Regions from separate parts of the Homo sapiens genome. Here region 1 is linked to region 2. A link is an interaction called in ENCODE POLR2A ChIA-PET data of the cell type or tissue named here. Cell type or tissue: MCF 10A. All regions are shown on one strand. Each heading gives the region's core, and the rest is flanking DNA. Links, peaks and the distances in the headings are about the cores only. Region 1 overlaps NFIA (nuclear factor I A). Region 2 has its middle 24 kb from the start of NFIA.

Region 1 (5,386 bases), core at 66-5,065, 60 kb before region 2:
GCAATAAAATAACAGCATAGCATATTACCTAATAAAACAAGAGTTCAAAGAGCCCTGGGAAAAGCAGAGTTAAAGATGATCACTTAATCAACCTTAACTCACACTAGGATATTTAGCTATTGCATCATTTGCAGTACACAAGTCACACGCTGTCCTCAGTCCACTCCATTGAGTAACAGACAATGCAATGCTTTAAATTTGATTTCCTAATGTCCTAGATGTCAATTTAAGACCTTACAATGCTAATACTTTTATCATAAATGTACTGAAGATTTTTTAAACTGTCCCTGATATTATGGCTAACAGATACTGTTCACAAAATATATTACAAGGCACTAATTAGATATCATAAAATGCAAAGTATGGCCGTGTTCAAGTTTTAAATCTAAAGTGAGAAATTGTAAACTTGAAAGGATCTTATGCCCCAGAAATTTCTTTTGACTTTTAATTTCCAATATTTCCATTCTCCTTAAATTTAGAACCAGCAAGCTATTTAAAAAGTAGTTTGTGGAAGAGCCACTTTCAGTTTTAAATGGACTTAACTGCAGATTGTTAATAACTTCCAAAATGCAAACTGTAGAAGGCCTCGTATGTGCTACCTTGATCACTTTTAAATAAATTTCCAATAATGTCTTTTGAGATGGGACCAGAAAAATGACTTTATTGCTTCCCCAAAGGCTTCACTTACAAGCTTATCACTCTTTTGATGGCAGCTCTGTGTGACTGAAAACTGTCACGGTCACGGCAGACATGAAATAAGTGGACATTAGAATAACAAAACGACCAGAGTGTGCCTGGAATGCTCAACCCTGTGTAGTAACAAACGTTGATTTTGATTCTAACAATATTTCCAAACAATCCTTAAATCTGGCAGACAGAAAGAATACTAATCACCTAGATAAATGTGTTTCTTCTACATTCTGGAGGAGTGCCATAAGAATATATCAAGTTTAGTAAGCTTATGTGAGTGGCTCACTGTCCCACTTGGCATTACTTATTGAATTTCATATTATTTTATTAGGATGTTGATACAGACACTATGTAAAACTCTACAATTAAGTTAATTCAATCTTGTCATCTCACATAATTACAAATATTACAGAGCTCAAACCAAATCAATGGCCAAGTGTACACCACAAGATTTAAACCAATGAAATCTGGTTTGACATACAGAAACCATAAAATTCAAGAAGGGGGAATGAATCCCTTTACCTTGGCCTTGATTATCCAAATATGTTACCCATATAGATCAGATTTCTTTGCGATGTGGGCATAACCTACATGCAGGTAATGAACTACCAACCCTCTAAATATGCAAACTTCTTCCTTCAAATGTTTATTTTTCAAACAATATCAAAGTTGGTAAGACACAGATGAGCAGGGCATACAGAGGCAAGGCTGTTAAAATTTAAGAGCATTAAATACAAATATCTACTCACCAGGTATCAACCTGATGCATGATTACTAATTCTTCACGGAAAATCTACATACTCTCATAATAAGTATTTCTTCACCCAAGAAGGCAAGCAAACACTATAATGAACACACATTTTGATAATAAAGATTTTCAGTTATAATAAGTAACTCAAACCTTCAAACCTAAGAATTGAATGTTTTTTAATTCAAATTTTAAAGTTTCTTTAGTCTGAGTCCATGCAAAACTTTAGCAAGAACTATCACAAGTTATTTCAGTCATACAAATTATTTAATGAGCACCCATGCAATCTATGCCAAATAAAAATGAAGAACAGTGCAATGCCAACTTCTCTGATTAATGCATCCTTAGCTTACATTTCCATACAGTTTCTCTTAATTAAAGACAAACAGAAATTTCCTCTTACTAAACAATTTTACGTTCAAGTTTACTTTCTAGAGCTATTTCTAAAAGTGTATATCATTTGTTTTGCTGAGTAACTGAATTACCTCATATGATAAAGCTATTAATTATGTGGACCTGGTAACAAAGGAAGAGCACTTGGCACAGGAACAGAGACGAGAGAGTTTACTAGTGGGGTGGACTTTGGGCCTTGAGTAAGCCAGGTTTTGTAAGTAACACCAGGGGGAAACATACCTACATAAAAGCTAAAATTACCAATTATACGTGCAAATATTTAAGATTTCACAGGAAAAGATTAGCTAATTAAAAAGGTTTGAATACATTATACCTTTCAAAGGGAGATCATAATTTATTGTAATAATTTTTCTGAAAAAATTAGCCTGAATAATTTCCTGGTTGTATTATAGGAGGAAAAGACCTATAATATCTTTCATATTCTGTACATTTTTTCAAAGACTACTGAGATGTTTTCCTAGATCAAAGCGATCCTCCTCTGGTCTGGATGGCTACAGCAATTATTTCCTTGAATTATGTTTCACACTTGCCCTCTGCTGCTATAACAGCACATTCCAAAGCCAAATGGACCTGGATTCAAATGCTGCCTTTACCACCACTGCCTATTCTGTGTAACCCTGTGGCAAGCTGCTCTCCCGCCAATATGAACTTTATTTAGGTCACTCTCCCTTAACTGTCCAGCCATAATGGCCTTCAGTCTCTGGTACACACACACACACACACACACACACACACACACACACACACACACACACTCATCCCGACCAAACTTTTTGCACTTGGTCTTCTCCTTACTTGGATGCTTAGTATGAATGCGGCCTCATCCTTCACATTCCCATCTAAAGCAGGTCCTCTTAGTTATTCTCTATCACCTTGCCTGTTTCCTTTAGAGATCTATCACATTAGAAATTATTTTGTTTATGTACCCACATACTGTTTCCCACACTCAAAGTGCACACTCCATGAGACCAGGGCTGTCTCTGTGCTGCTCACTGCTGTACTCCCAGTATCTAGCACACTGCCTGGTATACAGTGGGCAGCCAACAACAGTTGGCTGAATAAATAAACCACCTAAAATAATATTGATTGAAAACATCATTACATATAGAATTATTTTCTCCATTCAGATTCCCAGAAGTGATCATGCTGATTCTGAATAAGAATTCTTTTCCTTTCTTTAGCCAGACAATATTTCTTTTTTTTCTTTTCTTTTTTTTTTTTTTGTTCTTTGAGACAGAGTCTCACTCTGTTGCCCAGGCTGGAGTGCAGTGGTGCGGCCTCAGCTCACTGCAACCTCCACCTCCCAGGTTCAAGTGATTCTCCTGTCTCAACCTCCTGAGTAGCTGGGATCACAGGCGCCTGCCACCATGCCTGGCTCATTTTTTGTATTTTTAGTAGAGATGGGGTTTCACCATGTTGGCCAGGCTGGTCTTGGACTCCTGATCTCAGGCAATCCACCTGCCTCAGCCTCCCAAAGTGCTGGGATTACAGGCTTGAGCCACCACGCCCGGCCAGCCAGACGATGTTCCATAATTTGTGCCCCACTGGAAAGCAACTAATGAACTGGTACCTACTTTTATCACGAGATTATAGAAAATTTGAGGCTACAGACTATGTCATATGCTTTCATCACTAAGCTCAAAGCCTTGTACCCAGCAGGTGCTCAATAAATACATTTGAGAGCTTTAATACTAAATAATAAACTGCAGTCTGTCAGGACACCAAATTATCAAGCAACGATTATTAGTGAAATATACGATAACCTTGTAAAACACTCAAGATGTCTGCCAAGTAATAGTAAAACACAAAAATAGGTGCTGTATAGTTACATTAATATAAAAACTATGCCTATATAGTTACATTAATATAAAAACTGTGCCTATCCAGGAATCTACATTTTTTTTTCCTGTTCTTAACATTATTGCAGACTTGACAATAAAGGATTAAGGTGGAGAGAAACTAGTTCCTAAACATAAGACCTTAAACTTTCAGGAGGAAAAAAAAATGGTATTAGGGACACCAAGTTAATCCTATATCACAATCCAGTGATTCATTAGAAACATTCTTCTCTCTGGGGCTCATTCTTCCATCACTATGGAGGGATTTATATCCATAACCTCCATTAACATTAATGGAAGGTAGCCACATAATTTCACCAGAAGTCCACTAGAGAATCGGGCCTATAAGAGAAAAAGCTTTCATTTATTAAGTTTATAAAGAATTCCTAGTATAACACAAATAGCGGTGTCTCTGTTAACTGCCCTGATGGGTGCAATCATGCTGGAGAGGGTGAAATTGAACAATTAAACTAATTCTGCTATATTCACAGAAAATATAGTTCATAAAGCTACATGCTTCTAATACCTTCCTCTCAACAAGAGACTATCCTTTGATTCCCTACTGTAATTTCAAAAGCAAATAGTATTTTAAAAGTATTTCTTGTCATAAAAAAGGCATGCTTTAAAATGGAATGTTCTAACAAAATACACTCACACATGCAGGAAATAAGGAATTTACAAGCCAACACAAGGTCATTATTTAATTTTTAATTAGGTTTCACCTAACAATGGAAAACTAAGTCTTCCTTCATCCATTTAACAAAATGCTCATTTAGAATACTCCATGGCTTAGAAAGCTTCTGAACAGATGTCTAAAATGAGAATTCAAGACTCAGGAAAATATGAAACTCACTTTACTCTGTTCTCAAGTGATGTGATAAACAAACAGCCTCACCCACTGCAGTCATCGTTGATAATTTATTTCTAGAGTCTGATGACTATACGGCAATTCACTTTGCTGATGAAACATTCTTTATTTGGGTGGGATGCACACAGAAAACAACTTAACGAATGTCATTCCCACAAGATAACAGACCATCGAGAAGATGCATGCCAGGCAGTACTGCATCAAAAAACCGCTTTTCACCTATCAGAAGATGCCTTAACAACTGACAGTGTTTATCAAGTGCACAAAACGTTGTTCCTGCTAAGCACAGTTTCAGAGCCAACTCTGTTTCTTCATTAAGGTCATCTAAACTTTCTATGCCCATGTTTTCTGCATATTTGCACTAAAAATCCTTACACTTGCAATTATTTATAGCAGTACTGGAAGTGGCAGATATGTACTGTAAGTTATTTTCATTTTGTTAATTAACTTAGGGTCTCATTTTCACTGTATACAAGGGCTTCCTCAAATTCCTAAGACAATTCTACTGATAACTGAGAACTCTCCTTCTCCAAGGTTATTTTAGGGTCTCTAATTTGGGCTTTGCTTTTATACCATTTAACTTTGTTGTAGCTGAGGAGCCCTAAGATGACAAGAAATCAGCATCATATTTAAACTCTCCCAGGGGAGGAAAAAAGGGGACTCCTCAAAACAAGGCAAAAAAAAAAAAAAACAGAAGACATGGCAGACACTCCTCAGATAACCACTGGAGGAAAGGCAGAATCCAGCTGCAGAGTGAAAGAAGAAAAAGAACAGGGAGAACTGTGGTCTTCACCACCTTTTTAGAGTTTCAAAAGTTTCATACTTTAA
Region 2 (5,386 bases), core at 262-5,261:
AATAAAATAAAATAAAATGTATCCTCTCTTTTTTTCTTTTGTAAATGTAAATGTAAATCTAAATGTGAATAATGACTCAATCTCATAGTTTTGTGTCTGTATTGCTTTTACATTGTTACCTGATCACCCCAGTTGTTTCAATTTCTTCAAAGCCTTTGCTTCCATTTTTTAAAAATGTAACATTGCATAATGTTACTTACTATTGTAAATTGTCTCCGTGTGTATGTTAGGTACAATAGTATGACTTTCATGGTCTATAGATAATATAATTATGTTAACTTTGATGTGCACCCAGTAAAAAACCCTCAGTTTTGTTTTTTTTTTTTACAATTGATAATATGAAAGCTTAACACATAAATCATAAGTTGAAAATTAAAAAGCACTTCATTGATAGAGCAATCCCAGTATGGTAAAATCTGAAGATTTTCCTATGATGTTTTATGTTGCTTTAAAAATAAGAACATAACCAATTAACTAAGAAAATACCATAGTTAATGTTTATACTATTCAGATATTTATTATTGTCATTAAACGAAGTGCCCAGTTTAGCAAAACGGTCTACAGCAGCAGCATATTAGGAATTTTACTAAACATTTTCTATAAGAAAGCTATTTTTGTGATTTCTTTTTTGCTTAAAAAAAATCTATACCAAGAAAGTTTATAAAAATTAACTCTGTGGTCTGACTATAGTCTCTGTAATGGTGAATCATGGTTCTACTGAGGATATCACAAAGAGTTTTAATTCTGATAGAATTTAGGGGAGTATTTCATGAGTTTAGGGCCTTGCTTAATGACCAACAAAGGCTTATTTGTTAGTTTTCATATGTTCATATTTTAATTTAAACATTTTGGTATCACTTTTGTAGCTATAAGTCAGAATCACATCAAACTCTGAGGCCCTGGAATGTGAGTCTTTAAGAAAAAAGACAGTGGAAGTTTTGGTGCCTGGGAGACAGTATGGGTTTCCTTTGAGTTGGTAGGTAGGCCGCCTTTCTGTGGACCTAGATGTTGACCTACTTCCATTTGTCTCTTCTGTAATGGCTGAATTAAAATATCCGGCTGGGGTGGTGGCTCACACCTATAATCTCAGCACTTTGGGAGGCCGAGGTGGGTGGATCACCTGAGGTCAGGAGTTCAAGACCAGCCTGGCCAACATGGTGAAACCCTGTCTCTTCTAAAACTACAAATATTAGCTATGTGGTGATGGGCGCCTGTAATTCCAGCTCCTCATGAGGCTGAGGCATGGCTATAATTTCTCCTAAAAAGGAGTATTTTTTCACATCATGGACAATGCAGGCCTACTTTATCAAGTTGAAACCAGGAATCACTTGAACCCAGGAGGTGGAAGTTGCAGTAAGCCAAGATTGTGCCATTGCACTCCAGCCTGGGTGACAGAGCGAGACCTCTCTCAAAAAAAAAACAAAAAAAAACTCATCAAGTTATGGTAACATGAAAGTTGTACAGTTTTACAAATTATGAGTTGTGAAACAGTACCCCAAACACAGGACCGATTAAGTATGTTTTAAATGTTGGAGAAAATGAGGTTGTTGGTGGTGAGTTCATTTGGGCTCATTTTCACTATTTTAGAAGCACATTTTTAAAAAAAGCTGTCTTTTGGCCAGGCACAGTGGCTTACGCCTGTAATCCAGGCACTTTGGGAGGCTGAGGTGGGCAGATCACTTGAGGTCAGGAGTTCGAGACCAGCCTGGCCAACATGGTAAAACCCTGTCTCTACTAAAAATACAAAAATTAGCTGGGCATGATGGCACATGCTTGTAATCCCAATTACTTGGGAGGCTGAGGTAGGAGGATTGCTTGAACCCAGGAGGCAGAGGTTGCAGTGAGCTGAGACTGCACCACTGCCCTCCAGCCTGGGCGACAGAATGAGACTCAGTCAAAAAAAAAAAAAAAGCTATATTTCAACTATGTTGTAATAGCTTACTCCACTGGGTATATATTCACATTTAACTGAGATGGATTTTCACTGTGTTGCTACATCTAGCTTTTTAATTTCTCCTAAAAAGGAGTATTTTTTCATATCATGGACAATGCGGGCCAACTTTATCAAATACATTAAGGTCATCAGTTTGGCCTCTTTCCAATCTCTCCCTTCTGTTCAAGAAAAATGGGGTCCTCTTGCCCCTGGTATCTGCAGGTTGGGATTTCATATAACAATGAGGACTGCAGAACTAACTGGGAGGGATGGATCACCCTCTTTCTTTCTTCTTGGCAGTTACTCATTTGCAATCCGCTCTGCACTAAACCCTTTAAGGCTACATATAAACTTTGGGAAAGTTACATCACTGTAAACAAAGATATGCTGCTTAAGTTATTATTATGCAATACTGTGTCATTACTCACACATTCACACTGCAATTATCTTCCCAATTTGACAAATACCACTATGGCTCTGTAGTCAGCTTCAAGAGAGGTAAAAACCTAGGATAAATATGTCAATGCCATCTTTATGAATGGAAAAGTTTTCCCACCCCCTCAAAAAACATTCAGGTTTTGTCCTGCAAACAAAGTTGGGTGGCACAGCTGACCCTCAAGTCTTTGGAATCCCACTTTTTAAATGTAAATTATGTCTGGTGTGATCCATATGCTCAGCTACAGAAAATAGCAATTCAATAATAAATATATGAAAGTAAAATTCTGTATGTGTTTTTAAATAAACTCACAGGCATCAACACACATTTCTAGAAATTAATTTGTAAATTAGCCACCTTCCTCCAAAAATTAAAAAAAAAACAACTGTCTGTAACTATTGAGTTGTGTCTGCCCCAGGTGATCTCTACCAGATCTGGTAAAGAGATTGCCTCCTGCTGCTGTTCAGCCACTGCATGGGTTGGTGTTTAAGAAGACAAATCAAACATATTCTGGACATATATTTATTAAAAATTTGATAACTAGACAAAAAGTATCAGTTTTAAAAGAAAAAAATTGGTAACTACTGTCAGAAGAAAAAAGCGAGTGAAAACAAATGACCGGCACAAGTGCCTATGACAATTTCTCTCCCTGGACTGTTGCAGAGCTGACGAGGTGGAGGTGGGTGAGGGAGGGAGGGACAGAGGTAAGAAACAGATTAAAAGTGTCACTTCCGGCCAGGCGCTGTGGCTCACGCCTGTAATCCCAACACTTTGGGAGGCCGAGGCGAGTGGATCACCTGAGGTCAGGAGTTCGCGACCAGCCTGACCCACATGGTGAAACCCCGTCTCTACTAAAGTTAGCCAGACGTGGTGGCCGGCGCCTGTGATCTCAGCTACTCGGGAGGCTGAGGCAGGAGAATCGCTTGTACCCGGGAGGCGAGGTTGCAGTGAGCCGAGATCGCGCCATTGCAGTCCAGCCTGGGCGACAAGAGCGAAACTCCGTCTAAAAAAAAAAAAAAAAAAGTGTCACCTCCCCATCTGCAAAGGTCTGGCCTCCTGAAAGCTCAGGAAACGGTGGTGGCCATTTTCATTTTTTTTTTAAGGGAATAAAGGGGAAATAAAACAGAAAAGGTATATTTCCCTTCTTGCGCCAACAGCTCGGCTCCTCTCCACAAATAAAAAATATATTTTTTTAAAAAATCACAGGCACAAAACCCAATCCACACGCATCCTGTGAGGCTTCTGCTGTCAACTCGATTCCATTTGGCGAGTTGCACTAAAGGAGATAGATCTTGAAAAATCAACCCGTGCTCGCGCCCCCGCGCCTCCGCTGCCGCAGCCGCCGCAGCCGCCGCAGTGGCCACAAAATTAGCGGCTCCGAGGACATTTTTGCCGCAGTGCACGTCCGCCGTAACCACCGAGCACTCGGGTGAATAATGGAAGTACAGTGTGGAGACAATCAAGTTGATTTATCACGCAAAACAATTCTCTGCTTCAGCCAGTTCTTGGTCCTGTCACTTTAAATCACAAACGCGCGCATACACAGATCCATAGGCGCCCACACATGCACGGTACACGTGTGTGTGAGAGTGTGTGTGTGCGCGCGCGTGTGTGTGTGCGCGCGCGCGCGTCAGAGCCAAGTGGAATGATTCCAGATTGCTTCACGTATATGAAGCGGGGGGGAAGCGCCCGTCACCCCAACCCCCTACCCCAACCTTTTGCAGCCTGGACAAGTGGTCTGTAATGCAGCTTGGCGCAAAATAAAGTCTGAACAAAACTAGACTGTGAGACTAGCACGTCCTAGAGTGGAATTGACTGAGGTTAACGCAGAGTCTGTAAAGACTCTACAGACTCGGATCATTTGCAAGCAAACTAAAATTCCCTTTTTTAAAAAAGAAAAAAAATCATTAATTGGGTTCCGATCTAAAATACTGCTCTTAAAATGCGCTCACATGTTGAAGACTGAGATTGCAAGTTCTCGAGTAAACATCTGGTGAAGACATTCCAGGAACACATCTGAAAGGAAGAAAGGAGTAAGACAGCCCCTTCTTTATGTATCTTGGGCCAAAAAAGGGTTGTTAAAACTTTTTTTAAAGTGTGCTGTTAGTCTAAATACTTTTTATCAACTCTAAGGAGCAATCTGGTTTGGGGGAAGTAGACTGAACTGAGTGAACTGGAAATACGGAGTCCTGGGTTCCTTGTAAGCTCTGGCAAGTCTTTCTTTTTCTGTGCCCCCAACCCCCACCCCACCCTTTCCTCATCTGTAGAATTGCAGAGGGTAAATGATGTGGTTTCTAAAGTCTTTTTTTGCACAGACAATCCATGATTCTATTTAAGAGGGAATAATGATGGGGGAGGGGGTTAATGTGGAGAGAAAAAGAGGTCATATTCCTCAGGTGGCATCTGTTTAAACTGAAGGTGATGAAAGTGATGAGTCCAGTATGCATGCGTCCTTAACAATCAAGATTGTCTGTATTAACAGCTGTTATTGTCCTAGCTCTGCAATACATACAGTGTATGAGTGCTCTTTGAGAATGACAATTTAATCATATATTTTCTGGGGGAGGGGAAAAAGACCATTTTCAAGGACCAACCAAAAGGATATGGGGAATGGAACAATTTTCAATGTTCTTGTTTATTTATGATCTGTATATAAAATGCATTGAATCACTTGGATAGCTTATGGAAAGTAACTTTTCAGTGGGTAAGAGTTCTTCTATGCCAGGTTGGCTGTCTAGATGTACCAAATTAATGGGATTAATTACTTCCTGTCTACTTTTTTCAGAAAACAGCTCCAAGCAGGATCACATGCAGAGATCACTGTTCAAAACCCCTCTTGTCTGTGTAGTCAGTGGTCAAGAGCACAGGTGCTGCAGCCAAACAACTAGCTAGTTTTAACATGCACAGGCTAAGTAGTAGTAGGCAAATTACTTAGTTTATTTGTGCCTCAGTTTCCTACATTTATTAAATGGAGATTAAAACAGCAACTAATTCATAGGGCTGTTGTCAGAATTAAA

The links. Peaks named below come from ENCODE experiments on the same cell type or tissue, not always from the same donor. Only the 100,000 strongest peaks of a DNase experiment are listed, where the experiment ranks them.
Region 1: POLR2A ChIA-PET joins it to region 2 with 14 read pairs; 8 of 35 experiments call an interaction of 5 or more read pairs at or near these places.

Annotation. Positions count from the first base shown.
Region 1 is chr1:61,115,881-61,121,266 of GRCh38, reverse strand. The region is part of intron 2 of NFIA (nuclear factor I A); the gene reads right to left. Among named protein-coding and RNA genes, the nearest start is that of NFIA, 36 kb to the right of the region's middle. In MCF 10A, for the core only: no CTCF peak of the experiment used is centred there; a DNase peak (open chromatin) is centred at 146.
Region 2 is chr1:61,055,631-61,061,016 of GRCh38, reverse strand. No RefSeq gene overlaps it. Among named protein-coding and RNA genes, the nearest start is that of NFIA, 24 kb to the left of the region's middle. In MCF 10A, for the core only: no CTCF peak of the experiment used is centred there; DNase peaks (open chromatin) are centred at 2,316 and 3,936.